Regions from separate parts of the Homo sapiens genome. Here region 2 is linked to region 1. The links are chromatin loops, found by intact Hi-C in ENCODE. Cell type or tissue: PC-9. All regions are shown on one strand. Each heading gives the region's core, and the rest is flanking DNA. Links, peaks and the distances in the headings are about the cores only.

The links. Hi-C counts contacts between places; a loop is a spot of excess contacts. Peaks named below come from ENCODE experiments on the same cell type or tissue, not always from the same donor. Only the 100,000 strongest peaks of a DNase experiment are listed, where the experiment ranks them.
Region 2: it touches region 1 in a loop (5-fold over the local background); 1 of 110 quality-filtered maps calls a loop at or near these places.

The regions. Positions count from the first base shown.
Region 1 is chr6:14,774,296-14,781,901 of GRCh38, forward strand. No RefSeq gene overlaps it. Among named protein-coding and RNA genes, the nearest start is that of JARID2-DT, 470 kb to the right of the region's middle. In PC-9, for the core only: no CTCF peak of the experiment used is centred there; a DNase peak (open chromatin) is centred at 3,396; H3K27ac peaks cover 1,305 bases.
Region 2 is chr6:15,281,478-15,289,083 of GRCh38, forward strand. All of the region lies in intron 1 of JARID2 (jumonji and AT-rich interaction domain containing 2), which reads left to right. Among named protein-coding and RNA genes, the nearest start is that of JARID2-AS1, 37 kb to the left of the region's middle. RefSeq lists enhancers at 1-76, 6,269-6,318, 6,339-6,388. In PC-9, for the core only: no CTCF peak of the experiment used is centred there; DNase peaks (open chromatin) are centred at 1,924 and 3,454; H3K4me3 peaks cover 931 bases; H3K27ac peaks cover 3,236 bases.

The sequences.
Region 1 (7,606 bases), core at 972-5,971:
GCGAAACTCCGTTTCAAAACAAACAAACAGAAAATTGACTTACCTATTTGTCAATCTTTATTCCTTCCAAAATTTCTGTAGTTCTTGGGGAAAAAAAATCCAACTAGAATTTTGATTTGAGAGTGCATTGAGATGATAAACTAATTTGGGAAGAGCTGCAATCTTTATAACATTGAATTATTCATCCAAGGACACAATATTTATTGATATCATGTTCTATGCCTCCTATAAAAGTTTTAAAATATTTTTCCAGAGAAGTCCGATATAATCTTGATCAAAGAAATTCCTAAATATTATATAGTTTTTGTTACTATTAGGGAAGTTATTTTTTATTATATATTCTGGATAATTTTATTGTAAAAAGAGCAGTATGGCAGAGCAGGAACTGAAATTTTCATTTTGTCTAAGTTAATTATTCCTTCCCGCTAACAAGAGAAGAAGGTCTTCCTGAGCTGAGCTCTGCCAGGAGAAGAAAAGTTGACTTTTCTCCCTGCCTTTCCCCTTCCTTCAGTCAGTGATCCCCACCTAACCTTCAATGTTTAAAACCATTCCTGGCCGGGCGCGGTGACTCACGGCTGTAATCCCAGCACTTTCGGAGGCCGAGACAGGCGGATCACCTGAGGTCGTGAGTTCGAAACCAGCCTGACCAACATGGAGAAACCCCCATCTCTACTAAAAATACAAAAAATTAGCCAGGCATGGTGGTGCATGCCTGTAATCCCAGCTACTCGGGAGGCTGAGGCAGGAGAATCGCTTGAACCTGGGAGGCAGAAGTTGCAATGAGCAAGATCACGCCATTGCACTCCAGCCTGGGCAACAAGAGTGAGACTCCGTCTCAAAAACAAACACAAAAACAAAACAAAACAACAACATAAAACCATTCCTGATTGAGAACCGTTAGGTTAGAAACATAACATCAAACTGTAAAATTTACAGTGACATTCAGCTGGATTTTAAAAACCAACTCCTTCATTCATATTTCTCACTCTCACTTCGATTTCCCCCCTTTTATTCCATAGTCCTTTTTACTAAGTCTCAGTGCATGGAGTACCCTCTCCTTCCCTCTGCAAATTCCACCCCTCTTAACCAGGAAAGGAGTTCTGCACCTTGGATTCCCACTTGCTTCTTACAAATGCCTCAACTTTGGTGGGACTGAGTGGAGGTTTGAGGCATGAGCAGAGTAGGGATGAGCTCCAGTTCTGTAAATGAAAACAACATTGGGTGCCCAATTCCAATTTAATATCTTAATTTACTCTAAGAGCACTCTGGCTAACTCCCAACTGGTTTATTTGGAAATTGCAAAGAACACCTTGCCAAGTCAAGCATTAATTTCCCTTGGAAACACCACAATGTAATCTCATGTGAAGAAAGAATATCCCTAGAGTCTCTGTGACTTTGACCATCCCCCTTCATGAGCTGTGGCATGATAGTATGACGGAGCTGTTTACTCTTTCCTGGGCCTGATACAACCTGTGACAGTCATCACACTAGCTATAAGTGACTCTCTTTCTGCCATCTCCAGCTCTCATTAAGTTTTTTTCTGGTTTGTTTTGTATAGATGCCAGAGTCTTTGAATAGATAGGGTGAGTGTGAAGAAGCAAGGACAGTTTATCCTACCAGAATCCCTTTCCTGACCCTTGGATCACAATTGAAACTTGTGATTGTCTTAGTCCATTTTCTGCTGCTATAAAAATATACCACAAACTGCATAATTTACAAAGAAAATAGATTTATTTCTCAGAGTTCTTAAGACTGGTAAGTCCAAGAGCATGGTGCTGACATCTGGTAGGGATCATTCTATTGTGAAAAGCATCACATGATGAACAAGCATATGAGATGGGAGAGAGGAAATCAGGCCAAGCTCATCCTTTTCTCGGGAGCCACTCCCACAATAACTAACCCAGTCTTATGATACCTGCACCAACCCACTGATGAAGACAGAGCCCTCATGAGCGAATCACCTCTTAGAGACCTCACCTCCCAATAATGTTACATTGACAACTAAATTTCAACAAGAGTTTTGACAGGGACATTCAAACCACAGCAGTGATCCAAACCTTTCTTTCTCCGTGCCAGTCCAAGATCAACCTAAAAAAAGACTACCTGTCCTGTAGATACATTTCGTTGGGTTTAGAGAGCTGGTGGTGGGAGTACAAACCACTGCACAGTCCGAGTTATCAAAATGAGGTTTAGTTGTAGGGGAAGTGGATTGTTGACAGTCTTATCAAATTCCCAGGCATTTGCCTGTAAAATGAGATCACTCTAAACCTGGAGAACATTTCACTTGCAGAAGACATTACTCCCCCATTCATTTGTAACTATTTTGTGTCCTGTGCCTTCTATTGGAACTTTTCTCCCTGCCTTTCCCCTTCCTTCAATCAGTGATTCCCACCTAACCTGCAATATTCAAAACCATTCCTGATTGAGAACCACTGTTAGAAACACAACATCAAACTGTAAAATTTACAGTGACATTCAGCTGGATTTTAAAAACCAACTCCTTCAGGGCCCTTTCTATGTCCCTGTTTTCACAACAGAATTTATCACTTTCTTCCCTAAATCTCTGTGTGGTGTTCCTGGGCAAACACATCCATCATACCCAATTAGGCAAAAACAGACAAGAAAATCCAATTCTCTCCTCTTTCCTTCCTCCTTTATACTGAACTGCGACTAAAAGCAGCACTCACTATTAGTGATACTAATTTGGTACTTAATTATCCTCAGGCTTCTGTCTTCCCCTAAATCTGTTCACCCTTTACCTCTGCACTTTGTCACCAATAACTGACTAGAAGCTCCATATGAAAGACCCGTACCTGGGCCAGGCGCAGCGGCTCACGCCTGTAATCCCAGCACTTTGGGAGGCCGAGGCAGGTGGATCACCTGAGGTCGGGAGTTCGAGACCAGCCTGACCAACATGGAGAAACCCCATCTCTACTAAAAATACAAAATTAGCCGGGCATGGCGGTGCATGCCTGTAATCCCAGCTACTCAGAAGGCTGAGGCAGGGGAATCACTTGAACCTGGAGGCGGAGGTTGCGGTGAGCCGAGATCGTGCCACTGCACTCCAGCCTGGGCAACAAGGGCAAAATTCCGTCTAAAAAAAAAAAAAAAAAAGAAAAAAAGAAAGACTCATACCTGCTCGATTCCTCCTGGTCTCTCCCGACACAGTGGTACAGACTTAATAGCTCTCAGTACCTATTGGGGTGAACTAACTAGCTGACTCCACTTCTGACACTTCCATACAGATCTGGGGAGTGACGGCAAACCTCCACTTCAAACCTGGTTTCTTGAGCAAGCCATTTTATTTATGGACAGGACACCAGGGGCACAGTGAGTGTTTACATGTGTATTTTAAGTCAGCATGACTGTGCGATTCCTGTATCTCCTGGGTGTTGCCTTTTCTCTTTAAAGACGGCATTCCTGCTTCACATTTTACTGTCACGTAAGACATACTCTAGCCTCTATAATGGGTGCCGAGAAGTGGATATTGTAGCCCCAAGGGTTTTTAAGCCCCCTGATGAACACATCATTACGCATTCACAACGGTAAAGTGCATTGTTAGGTTTTCAGCAGCCTGCAAGAGAGACCCTGCTGAGCAGGATGGAGAAAGTTGCGGCAATTAATTGGTAGAGTTGAATTGTTAACATTCTCTCAGTGTTCCCAGCACAGGGCTCTTGACTGGCTTGCTGGAGAAAATAACTGGGGGTGGGAGAGAATGAAGGGTGGAGTAGAGGAGAAACAAACTCTCATTAAAACCCCAATCAAGCCATTTTAGCACTTTTTTTTTTTCCACAAGGCATTTCCTTTGAATCTAGAATGCTATACTTGTTGAACGCTATTATCATAACAAATCGCTGCTCTTTCCTAAAACTTGAAATTATTTGCTTTCCTTGGGAGATTTTTGTGTAGGGTGTGTATTGGGAAGCTCATATGCTGGATTCCCAAGAGGATATATGTTTGCACTACAGTCTCTGACAATATGCAATTCTGTACAGGTACACACATATGTAGGTATATTGTGATACCAAGACAAGTGTGCTATAACAGAACAGGGACTCCTATCATAACATGTTCCAAGTTGTGTCCATTTCTTTCTCCTCTTTGGAGTATTGGGCTGAAAGAGAAATGGGTATTTCTCAAAAATGATCTGGCGAGTGCCCAGAAAACCTTTTCGCATATAAAGGTTGCTGTCATAGTGGACGCTGGTGACAGTGCGTGCACAGGTCTTCTTTCCAGAGCTCCCTTCCACTCCTGCCTTGGTCACAGGGAGCTCCCGGTAGCCATGCCTGTTCAACACGGCCCCATACTCCGAGCCATGTTGACTGGGACCAGAGTGAGCACCAGACGCGTGCCAGACCAGTGAGAATCTCAAATTCCAGACCCCAGGACTTTGGAATAGCAAGAGGTAGACACTAAGGTGTGTGTTTTCTATCAGATAGACTGAGGGGCAGATAAAGTCATCCAGCTAAGAGAAGAAAGGAGAATAATACAAAAACAGATAGAAAAGGGAGATGGAGAGAGAGTGCTGCCTACGTGCCCAATGGAGCATCCTGTCTCTAGGGCTGACCTGTCCAGCTGACGTCCGCATTCATGGATTAAGGACCTTTCCGCTGATGTTCAGGAATGAAAAAGAAAAGCCAGGAAAGAAAATCCCCACTGAGAATCCTAAGAAGTAAATCTTCATCTTGAAGAGAAACATTCCTATGCCTCCTACATTATTTCTACCTCCTCCAGCAGCAAATTTCTAGCAACAAAACGTATCATCAAACACATCTTATTCAGGGACAAGTGTCAGTGTGTTGTTGTCATGATTAAATTTGACTCATAGGTACTCAAAGATTTCATGTGCTATATATTTATCTACTTCTGTTATTGAGAAACTTGGAGGAAAAGACTAACTCTGTGTACAAACTCAATGCATCCCTAAATATCGATATTTTGTAGAGGTGGGGTAATTTTTACGGCATTGAAAGAACTGCCTACCCCCAAACATCCCCTACCCTTCCTAGTCAATGTGTTGCTATTTATAAATTCCATTGTTATAGTCATTCTTCTATATTAATGAGTCCTGTCCTCTGTTTTCAAAAATTTTCTTTTAAGACGTAAATATCATGTAGAAGATTTTACACACTAAACCCGTAACACAATAGCATGAATTCACTCATCAGATTAGTTAGTTGGTATTTTAAAAGCCTGAGGATCAAGGTTAACAGATGGTAATCTTTAATGGGCAAGAAAACAGATTTCTCTCACGTTGGAGAGAATTACTGGGTCTCTGTGTATGTGTGAGGGTCTATTGGTGCCGCATAGTGAACACGACCCTATTCCTCCCTCAAGAAGCTCAAAGTTAAGTGGAACTGGGGCAGCCAGATGTATAATAACTGCAATACCTTGCAGTATCTGCACTAATTGAGCTGTGTACTTGATACAGTAGTAGCATGTGGATGGCACAAGGGGAAGGGTATGGAGTTTCATAGATGAGATGCAGCTTAAGCTGGGCCTTGAGCATGGGGAAAAGTCCATGAAGTGGATGTTCCTTCCAGGCAGAGACACCAGCCTGGGCACACAGGTGGCACGCTAAGGGGAACTGCAATATAGGATTTGATGTGGCTTTCCATCAAACAGAAGGAAGGAGGGCCTGGAAGGATTGAATTAAATTGTTATTGGGACTGGATCATAAAGGCCTTGCTATGGTTTGAATGTTTGTCTTCTCTGAAACTCATATTGAAACTTAATCCTCAATGTAACAGTATTAAGAGGCGGGGACTTTAAGAGATGATTGGATCATGAGACCTCCCAATCTTGGACTTCCCAGACTCTAGGACTGTAAGAAATAAACCTCTTTGCTTTAGAAATTACACAGTCTCAAGCATTCTGTGATAGCAACAGAAAATGAACTAAGACATGCTCTTGACACATATCAAGATATTATATTTTTTAAAAAATACAATCCTTGGAAGCTTTGCTAACTCTAACAGGCTACCTGCTGGCCAAGATCAAATACACAGAGCCAATAGGAACTACCAAGGAGGTTGCTTCTGAATTCTCACAAACAGTGTAAGCAGAGGCCTGCCCAAGGGAAAACCAATATGGCTCTTTCTCTCAGCCTTTCTGAGACCTGGCCCCTGAGCCCCAGGGTGACAAATGCTTTCTCAAGAGTATTCCTTTCTTTTATTTTGTTTTGATGATTTACAGGGCTTATCAAAAATGTGCATGACTTCCTATTTACAACACTTGTAACCCTATCTCCAAAACAGACTGACATTTAGATAGTTTTAAGATTAATACTTAAAGATTTCTCTGCATTTAAACTCTACTGATTAACTCATTCAGGCATGCTAAGGTCCACCTGTGTGCAATGCTATCTATGCCTATGTCTCGAAACATAGCAAAATTTATGTTAGTTAAGGTAAAAAGCTCCCTGGTTTTGCTCATAATCAAAGGATCATTTAGGGCCATTCCAAATCAATCTCTGTCATGCATTTTTAAAAAAGAAAAAAAATCAAAGGATTTTTTTTTAAAGCAAGGGACACCATAAACAAAGCGAACAAACAACATATTGGAAGAAGATATCTGCAATGTGAAAACTGACAAGGGACTACGATCTAGAATACATACAAGGAACTCCTGCCAGCCTACAAGATTGGGGCAGCCATTCTGGAAAGAATCTGGCAGCACTCAGCCAACATAAGGATGGACGTATGCTATGACCCAGCAATCCTGTCCCTGAGACACAGGGCATCCCTGTATGCCGCTAATTCCTAGGGATTCTCCCATAAGTCAAGGGGAACATGTATAAGGATGTTCATGGCAGCACTTGTGTAATGGGGAGTTGGAGGCAGTCCAGGGCCTCATCACTGCAGAAGCAGATGAGACAGCAGAGGAGCACAGGCTGGAGTACTATACAGCAGCGAGAAGACACCACCTCCTCCCCACACGTAGCAACACACATCACGACAACATGCCGGGCAGAAAAAGTGAGAAGCAGAAGGAGGTTGTTTGTGTACCATATTCGTAAATGCAAAACACGTTTACAATACATCTTACAAGAATACAGGCAAATAAAATACTACAAACAAACGTGTTAAACTGGTTACCTACAAAGAGGACAAAAATAGAGGTGGGGATGAGAATAAAAGCAAAGCCTGAAAACAAAGGAGGGCCTTGAAGAAATCAAAGGTTAGAGTGTGCTGTGGCCTGGACTTCTGCATCTGAGGGTTAAAAACAAACACAACAGGGACAGGGAAGCCACTAGCCATAAGGTCCTTGAGGGGAGGGTGCAATGAGCTCCTCTCTAAATCCCTAACAGGACCCAGTACTCTGTCCCATCTTTAGGCAACGCCTACTTTTTGAACAATGGATATTTGATTGGTCAATATTTAACAAATGCATGAATAAGAGGAACAATTAATCTAACAGAGGGTGGCCAGGACACATGGAGTCATTCTCCATAAACAAATCATCACAGATGCCCTCTTGGGTGCCAGGCACCGTGATAGATCCTGGGAGTGAAATGAGGGATGAGAGACAGTCTCTTTCCTCTTGGATGTAGGCTGAGGAAGTGCAATGGCTGAGTCAAGTGGCAATTATGACACACACTGTTGAC
Region 2 (7,606 bases), core at 1,344-6,343, 510 kb after region 1:
AAAGTAAGCCATCAGTGGTTTGCACATCCTTCTAGCCTTTCTGTGTATTTACCTGCATACATGCATGTTTATGTAAACATACAGATGGGTTCCCCGCGTGGGGGGCCCCCCACTTCACTTGGGGCCTATTTATATAAATGGAATGTAAGGTTATGGCCTGTGATTTAGCTTTTTCTCACGTAACAATATCTCAAAGATCTTTCCATGCCATTCTATTTCATGCTGCAAGTAGCTGATAGGACTAGTGTACTGTAGTTTATTTAGCCACTTCCTTCTGATGACTTTCTTCCTAGAAGAGTCCTTGGCATTTAGGAGGCACTCAGTAGACCTTTAGGTTGTTCATGCTGTTTTGTTTGCTTTAAAACATTTCTGTCCATACACCTTTCAAACATATGGTAATATTAGCATATGATTGAATTGGAAGTGCAGGGTCCAGGGTATGTGCTCTGTGTGTGTGTGTGTGTGTGTGTGTGTGTGTGTGTGTGTGTTTGAGACAGAGTCTTGCTCAGTTGCCAAGGCTGGAGTGCAGTGGCATGATCTCAGCGAACTGTAACCTTTGCCTCCCGAGTTCAGACCATTCTTGTGTGGTAGCTGGGACTACAGGTGTGCAGTGCACCATCATGCTCGACCAATTTCTGTATTTTAAGTAGAGACCAGGTTTCACCATGTTGCCCAGGCTGGTCTTGAACTCCTGGTCTCAGGTGATCCGCCCACCTTGGCATCCCAAAGTGCTGAGATTACAGGCGTGAGCCACAGCGCCTGTCATGTGCTGTTTTAGAGTAGGAAGAAATTTTTTCCTTCCGAAAACCTTCAGCCAATCTACACACCCACTAACAGCATATGAGAGTCTTTATTTTCCTCCCTTCTTGCCAACACTTAGCATTATACAGCTTCTTTGGTTTTTGCTAATAAATATCACTCATCATTGTCTTAATTTGCATTTCTCTGTTCTCAGCCTTTTTCGTTGGTCTGTCAGCTGTCCATATTTTTTTTCTTCATAACTTTTATCCACTATTATATTGGGTTGTTGGTTTCTTTCTCTCTCTCTTTTGTTCTCTCTCTTTCTCTCTCTGTCTTTGTCTTTCTCTCTTTCTCTTTTGTCTCTCCCCCTCTCCTCTCTTTCTTCCTCTTCTCTTCTCTTTTCTTTCCTCAGTTTCGCTCTTGTTGCCCAGGCTGAAGTGCAATGGCGAGATCTCAGCTCACCGCAACCTCCACCTCCTGGGTTCCTATTCTCCTGCCTCAGCCTCCCAAGTAGCTGAGATTACAGGCATGCGCCACCATGCTCAGCTAATTTTGTATTTTTAGTAGAGACAGGGTTTCTCCATGTTGGTCAGGCTGGTTTTGAACTCCCGACCTCAAGTGATCGGTCCACCTCGGCCTCCCAAAGTGCTGGGATTACAGGCGTGAGCCACCCCGCCCGGTCTGATTGTTGGTCTTTTTCTTATGACTTTTTGTCAGAGCACTTCATGTTCCTGAAATCTATCTATCTATCTATTTTTTTATTTTTTTTATTTTTTTTGAGACGGAGTCTCACTCTGTTGCCCAGGCTGGAGTGTAGTGGCGCGATCTTGGCTCACTGTAAGCTCTGCCTCCCGGGTTCTTGCCATTCTCCTGCCTCAGCCTCCCGAGTAGCTGGGACTACAGGCGCCCGCCACCACGCCCGGCTAATTTTTTGTATTTTTATTAGAGACGGGGTTTCACCGTGTTAGCCAGGACGGTCTCGATCTGCCGACCTTGTGATCTGCCCACCTTGGCCTCCCAAAGTGCTGGGATTACAGGTGTGAGCCACTGCGCCCGGCCGTTCTGGTATTTATTGAATATGTCGCAAATATTGTCTCCTAGTCTGTCCTTTGTCCTTTAAGTATTTTTTTTTTTTTTTTTGAGATGGAGTCTCACTCTGTGGCTCAGGCTGGAGCACAATAGCGTGATCGCGGCTTACTGCAAGCTCCACCTCCTGGGTTCATGCCATTCTCCTGCCTCAGCCTCCCGAGTAGCTGGGACTACAGGCATGCACCAGCTACGCCCGGCTAATTTTCTTGTATTTTTATTAGAGACGGGATTTCACCGTGTTAGCCAGGACGGTCTCGATCTGCCGACCTTGTGCTCCGCCCGCCTGGGCCTCCCAAAGTGCTGGGATTACAGGCGTGAGCCACCGTGCCCGGCCATTCTGATATTTATTAAATATGTTGCAAATATTTTCTTCTAGTCTGTCCATTGTCCTTTAAGTATTTTTTTTTTTTTTTTTTGAGATGGAGTGTCACTCTGTTGCCCAGGCTGGAGTGCAGTAGCGCGATCACGGCTCACTGCAAGCTCCACCTCCTGGGTTCATGCCATTCTCCTGCCTCAGCTTCCTGAGTAGCTGGGACTACAGGCGCCTGCCACCATGCCCGGCTAATTTTTTTTGAATTTTTAGTAGAGATGGGGTTTCACCATGTTAGCCAGGATGGTCTCCATCTCCTGACCTCATAATCTGCCAGCCTCAGCCTCTCAAAGTGCTGGGATTACAGGCGTGAGCCACTGCATCCAGCCTCCTTTAAGTATGTTTATAGTGTTTTTTCTTTCATAGAAGTTTTAAATTTTTCTGTAGTTCAGTTTGGTTTTCTTTTATGGGTTTTATGTCTTTGCTTAGGAATGCTTCTGTGACGCCAAGAATACGAAAATGTTCTGAGAAATTATCTTTCTTTTTATTACCTCCCATTGAGCTAAACACCACCCTCCAGCTTGCACTCTCCCATCACCCTACCCACTAAATTGATATGGAATTTACTTCTCTGGAATCCTCAAAAATGATTTCTTCTTTCAGCCACATATTATGGATGTCTTAGGGTTTATTCCTGTTGAAGTCCCAAATGGTGTAATTTTTCAAGTCTTGGCATACATTGATTGTTATGTCCATCAGTATTCTGTGTTAAATAATGTTTTCATACATCCCATGGATATATAGGAAACAGCTCTGGGCTATACTCCAGAGTTCCCAGACTCAGGATCCACTTAAATAAAAATCTAGGTAAATTCCCTTTTAGTTTTATAATCCTTTTTTTTTTTTTTTTGAGACGAAGTCTTGCTCTTGTTTCCCAGGCTGGAGTGTAATGGCGCGATTCCGGGTTCCAGCGATTCTCCTGCCTCAGCCTCCCAAGTAGCTGGGATTACAGGCGCCTGCCAACACGCTTGGCTAATTTTTGTATTTTTAGTAGAGACGGGGTTTTACCATATTGGCGAGGCTGGTCTTGAACTCCTGACTTCAGGTGATCCACCCACCTCAGCCTCCCAAAGTGCTGGGATTACAGGTGTGAGCCACTGTGCCTGGCTGTTTTATAATCCTTCATAAGAAAGGACAAAATAAGGTTGAAAAAGAGTTAACATCCATTATGCTATTGTGTTTACTTTTGAAAGGCAGCAAACATAAAGCTAGGAGCTTGCCCTTCAACAAACAGCTTTAGTTGGGTCTGGTAGAGTCACCCTAAGAACTGGCTCTGCGCCCCTCACCTGGATTGCAGTCACTGCTTGCTCTCATCTGTTGTACATATTTAGCATTCATGAAATTTCTTTTAAATGATGTAACTGCTTTGAAAACATTTCAGAACAATTGCATTGAATTGAACTTTTGCATTAATGTGAGTCTTTCTGGGTTTTTTTTTTTTTTTTTTTTTGAAAGGAAGTCTTGCTCTTGTTCTCCAGACTGGAGTGCAATGGCACGATCTTGGCTCACTGCAACCTCCGCCTCTGGGGTTCAAGCGATTCTCTTGCCTCAGCCTCCTGAGTAGCTGGGATTACAGGCACCTGCCACCACGCCCAGCTAATTTTTGTATTTTTTGTTTGTTTGTTTTAGTAGAGACTGGGTTTTACCATGTTGGCCAGGCTGGTCTCCAACTGCTAACCTCAGGTGATCCGCCTGCCTCGGCCTCCTAAAGTGCTGGGATTACAGGCGTGAGCCACCGCGCCCAGCCGTCAGTGTACTTTAAGTATATTTTCATTATGCAATTAATTACAATATGGGAAGTCAGTTAACTAGGTTATTACTTTGTGAAGTAAAGTTAAACATCTGGTCATAGAATGACTTAAAAATGACAAATAAGGAAAAAAATACATATATATATATATAACATGAGGTAAAGTTAAACCCAGATAGAGGGTATCATTGCTTTCATGCGTGGACTTTGAAATTGCTTTTTATTCCTGAGACCTTTTCTAGTTCTCTAACATGTTCCCCAATAAACGAGGTTAGAGGATAACAATTCTAGAAAAGAAGGCAGCATCTCGTAAGTCATTCCACATTGCATACAGTAAGTGTGATTTCTAGCCATGCATCCTTTTAAAAAAATTCATCTTGCAATAAAAGAATTTGGAGAGCCTTTGGAATCTTGTATAAAGGAATTTTGCTGGCATAAAACATGCATTATGTATCACACTTGTATTTTAAAGCCCACTTGATGAAAGAGCAGCAGGTTGACAGTGGTTGACTCAACAACCTGCAATTTCTGATGTATAACTATGAGCAGTGGGATTATTCTTTGTAACTTGGTTATATGAAGTTTGAAGTTTTTCCTTTCAGTGCAGTGTTTCCTTTTTCTTGTTTGTTTGTTTCCTGAGTCTCACTCTGTCTCCCAGGCTGGAGTGCAGTAGCGCCATCTACAAGCCAATTGCTTGACTCTCCTTTGGGTGAGTGGCTAAGTAAGTTAACAAGTACAAACAACAGAAATGCTTTCTTTGAAAATGTGAGACTTCAATAATAGAATGTGAGTTAGAATAGCAATCTAATTTTATAATTGGAAGAATTCTTTTTTTTTTTTTTTGAGATGAAGTCTCACTTTGTCACCCGAGTTGGAGTGCAGTGGTGTGATCTCGGCTCACTGCAACCTCTGCTTCCCGGATTCAAATGATTCTCTGCCTCAGCCGCCCGAGTAGCTGGGATTACAGGTGCCCACCACCACACCCGGCTAATTTTTGTATTTTTACTAGAGACGGGGTTTCACCATGTTGACCGGGCTGTTCTTGAACTCCTGACCTCATGATCCACCCGCCTTGGCCTCCCAAAGTGCTGGGATTACAGGCATGAGGTACAGTGCCCGGCTCATTGCAGTGTTTCGATTGAAATTTTGCTGGCAGAGCGTGGTGGCTCACGCCTGTATTCCCAGCACTTTGGGAGGCCGAGACGGGCGGATCACGAGGTCAGGAGATCGAGAGCATCCTGGCTAACACGGTGAAACCCCGTCTCTAATAAAAATACAAAAAAAATTAGCTGGGTGTGGTGGCAGGCGCCTGTAGTCCCAGCTACTTGGGAGGCTGAGGCAGGAGAATGGCGTGAACCCGGGAGGCAGAGCTTGCAGTGAGCCGAGACCATGCCACTGCACTCCAGCCTGGGCGACAGAGCGAGACTCCATCTCAAAAAAAAAAAAAGCGCCTCTTAATAGAAGGTAATAGGAATAACAGCCATCCATATTACAACTGCTGCCTCTTTCCCATTGTCAGAAAAATAATAAATACAAAATTAGCTGGCTGTGGTGGCAGGCGCCTGTAATCCCAGCTACTCCGGAGGCTGAGGCAGGATAATCTTGAACCTGAGGCTTGAACCTGGGAGGCGGAGGTTGCGGTCAGCCCAGATGGCGTCATTGAACTCCAGCCTGGGCAACAAGAGTGAAACTCTCATCTCAAAAAAAAAGAAAACACAAACAAACAAACAAACAAAAAAACCCCTCTTGATCCTTTCTTTCCTTGTTCTCTAATCATAGGTTCTTTTTCCTAAAAGTGCTTTTGCAATCGGGTGAAATGTGTGACCCCTTCTTAAAATATTTCCAAATACTTTTTTAAGTAAAATACCCAGGATTACAGAGGGGACCCATGACATTGAAATATAGCCATCAAAATGATAAAGAACAAATTTGTGATATGGTAATATGTTTCTTTGTCCTTTGTTGAATAACAAGTCCTCATAGTGGGTCTAATTATTGTAATTTTAAAATAATGATGTTATTTCAAGATAATCTGCAACCACTGTAAATCAGTATAAGAGTATTTGCAATTTTTTGTGTTGATACCAAACTCACACAGAATTACATTTTTGGTGTGTGGCGTATATTCAAAATATAAGGGAATGTTACATTTCAGCAAGAGATTGGTGAAAGTGAATATGGGACTGTTTCCCTATTCAAGTTCACAGACTTCAGAACCTCTGAGAATCTCTTTTCCTTCTTCCTGCAGTTGCTGCCTTTGTCTGGAGCTATCCCACTGTTGTCAGGGGAGTCTTACCTTGGCCTTAGCTTCGGTGTCATTTCCTCGAGGAGACATGTCTAGGTTAGGAGCCCATGTTAAACATGCCCATAGCTGCACCCTCTACTCATTTCAGCACTTTGAATCATGGACATTTATGAAAAGCATTGTATAATACCCACTTCCCCATTTGTGAGCTCTGTGAGCTTTCGGGGTGTGGTGACTGTTTCTGCCCCATTTACCGTTGATCTGCCAGTACCTAGCACAGTGTCACAGGCAGCCTTTGAATACTTGTATCTTGGATGACACAAATAGCAGTTGAGGCAGATGGAACAAAGCTTGTGAGAAAAGCTCAGGAGGTGTGACAGTCCCAAAGAGTGACCACCACGGCAAAGGGGAAGGCACATTGGTGGTATGGTGGCATATTAGGCCATTCTTGGATTGCTCTAAGGAATACCTCAGATTGGGTAATTTATAAAGAAAAGAGGTTTAATTGGCTCTTAGTTTGCAGGCTGTACACAAAACATGGCTGCTTAGCTTCTGGGGAAGCCTCTGGGAGTTTTTGCTCATGGCAGAAGGTGGGAGGGGTGGGAGCAGGCACCTCACATGGTCAGGAGGTGGGGGTTGGAGAAAAGGGGAGATGCCACACAATTTTTAAACACCCAGATATCACAAGAACTCTCATTCACGATTGCTAGGACAGCACCAAGCCATGAGGGATCCACCCCTATGACCCAGACACTTCCTGCCAGGCCCTGTCCCCCAACACTGGACATTACATTTCAACATGAAATTTGAGTGGGGACAAATATCTGAACTATATCAAGCGAGTGCCCAACGTTATTACTTGTTTGTCTGAATCTTTGCAGTGGAATATAAGATCCACAAGGGTGGGATTTTATATGTTAGCTGTTTATAGTTTATATGAAGATAGTCTGATTGTTTCTCAGTGGCTCACACATAGTAAGTGGCCAGTATGTTTCACATGTATTATATCAGTGTGTACTTTATTCAGGCCTCAGCTTGATCCTTTGCAAAAATGAGGGAGTTCCCTCCTAAGACCCCTTTGAGCTTCTATTGAAGTCTTTTTCTTCTCTCTACAGTTAAAGGAGATCTTATTGTAGGGCATAACTAGGCCCTGTGGGGTTACAATGGTGAATCTTACTTGGATTTTGCCTCCTGGCGAGGTGAAGAAGGGTCTACCCTTAAAGCAGCTAGTAAGCTCTGGTACCCAAGCCGGAGATGAGTCAGCTTCTCTCGTTAGTGAGCAGTGGATAGTGGAGCTCAGACTGAGGGACTGGGGGCAAGGAGCAGGGGTGGTTGTCCAAGCCACGGAGGGAGGAGAAGTGTCACCACTGGGGACAGCACAGACAAATGAATGATCTTGATTGGGGTTGGT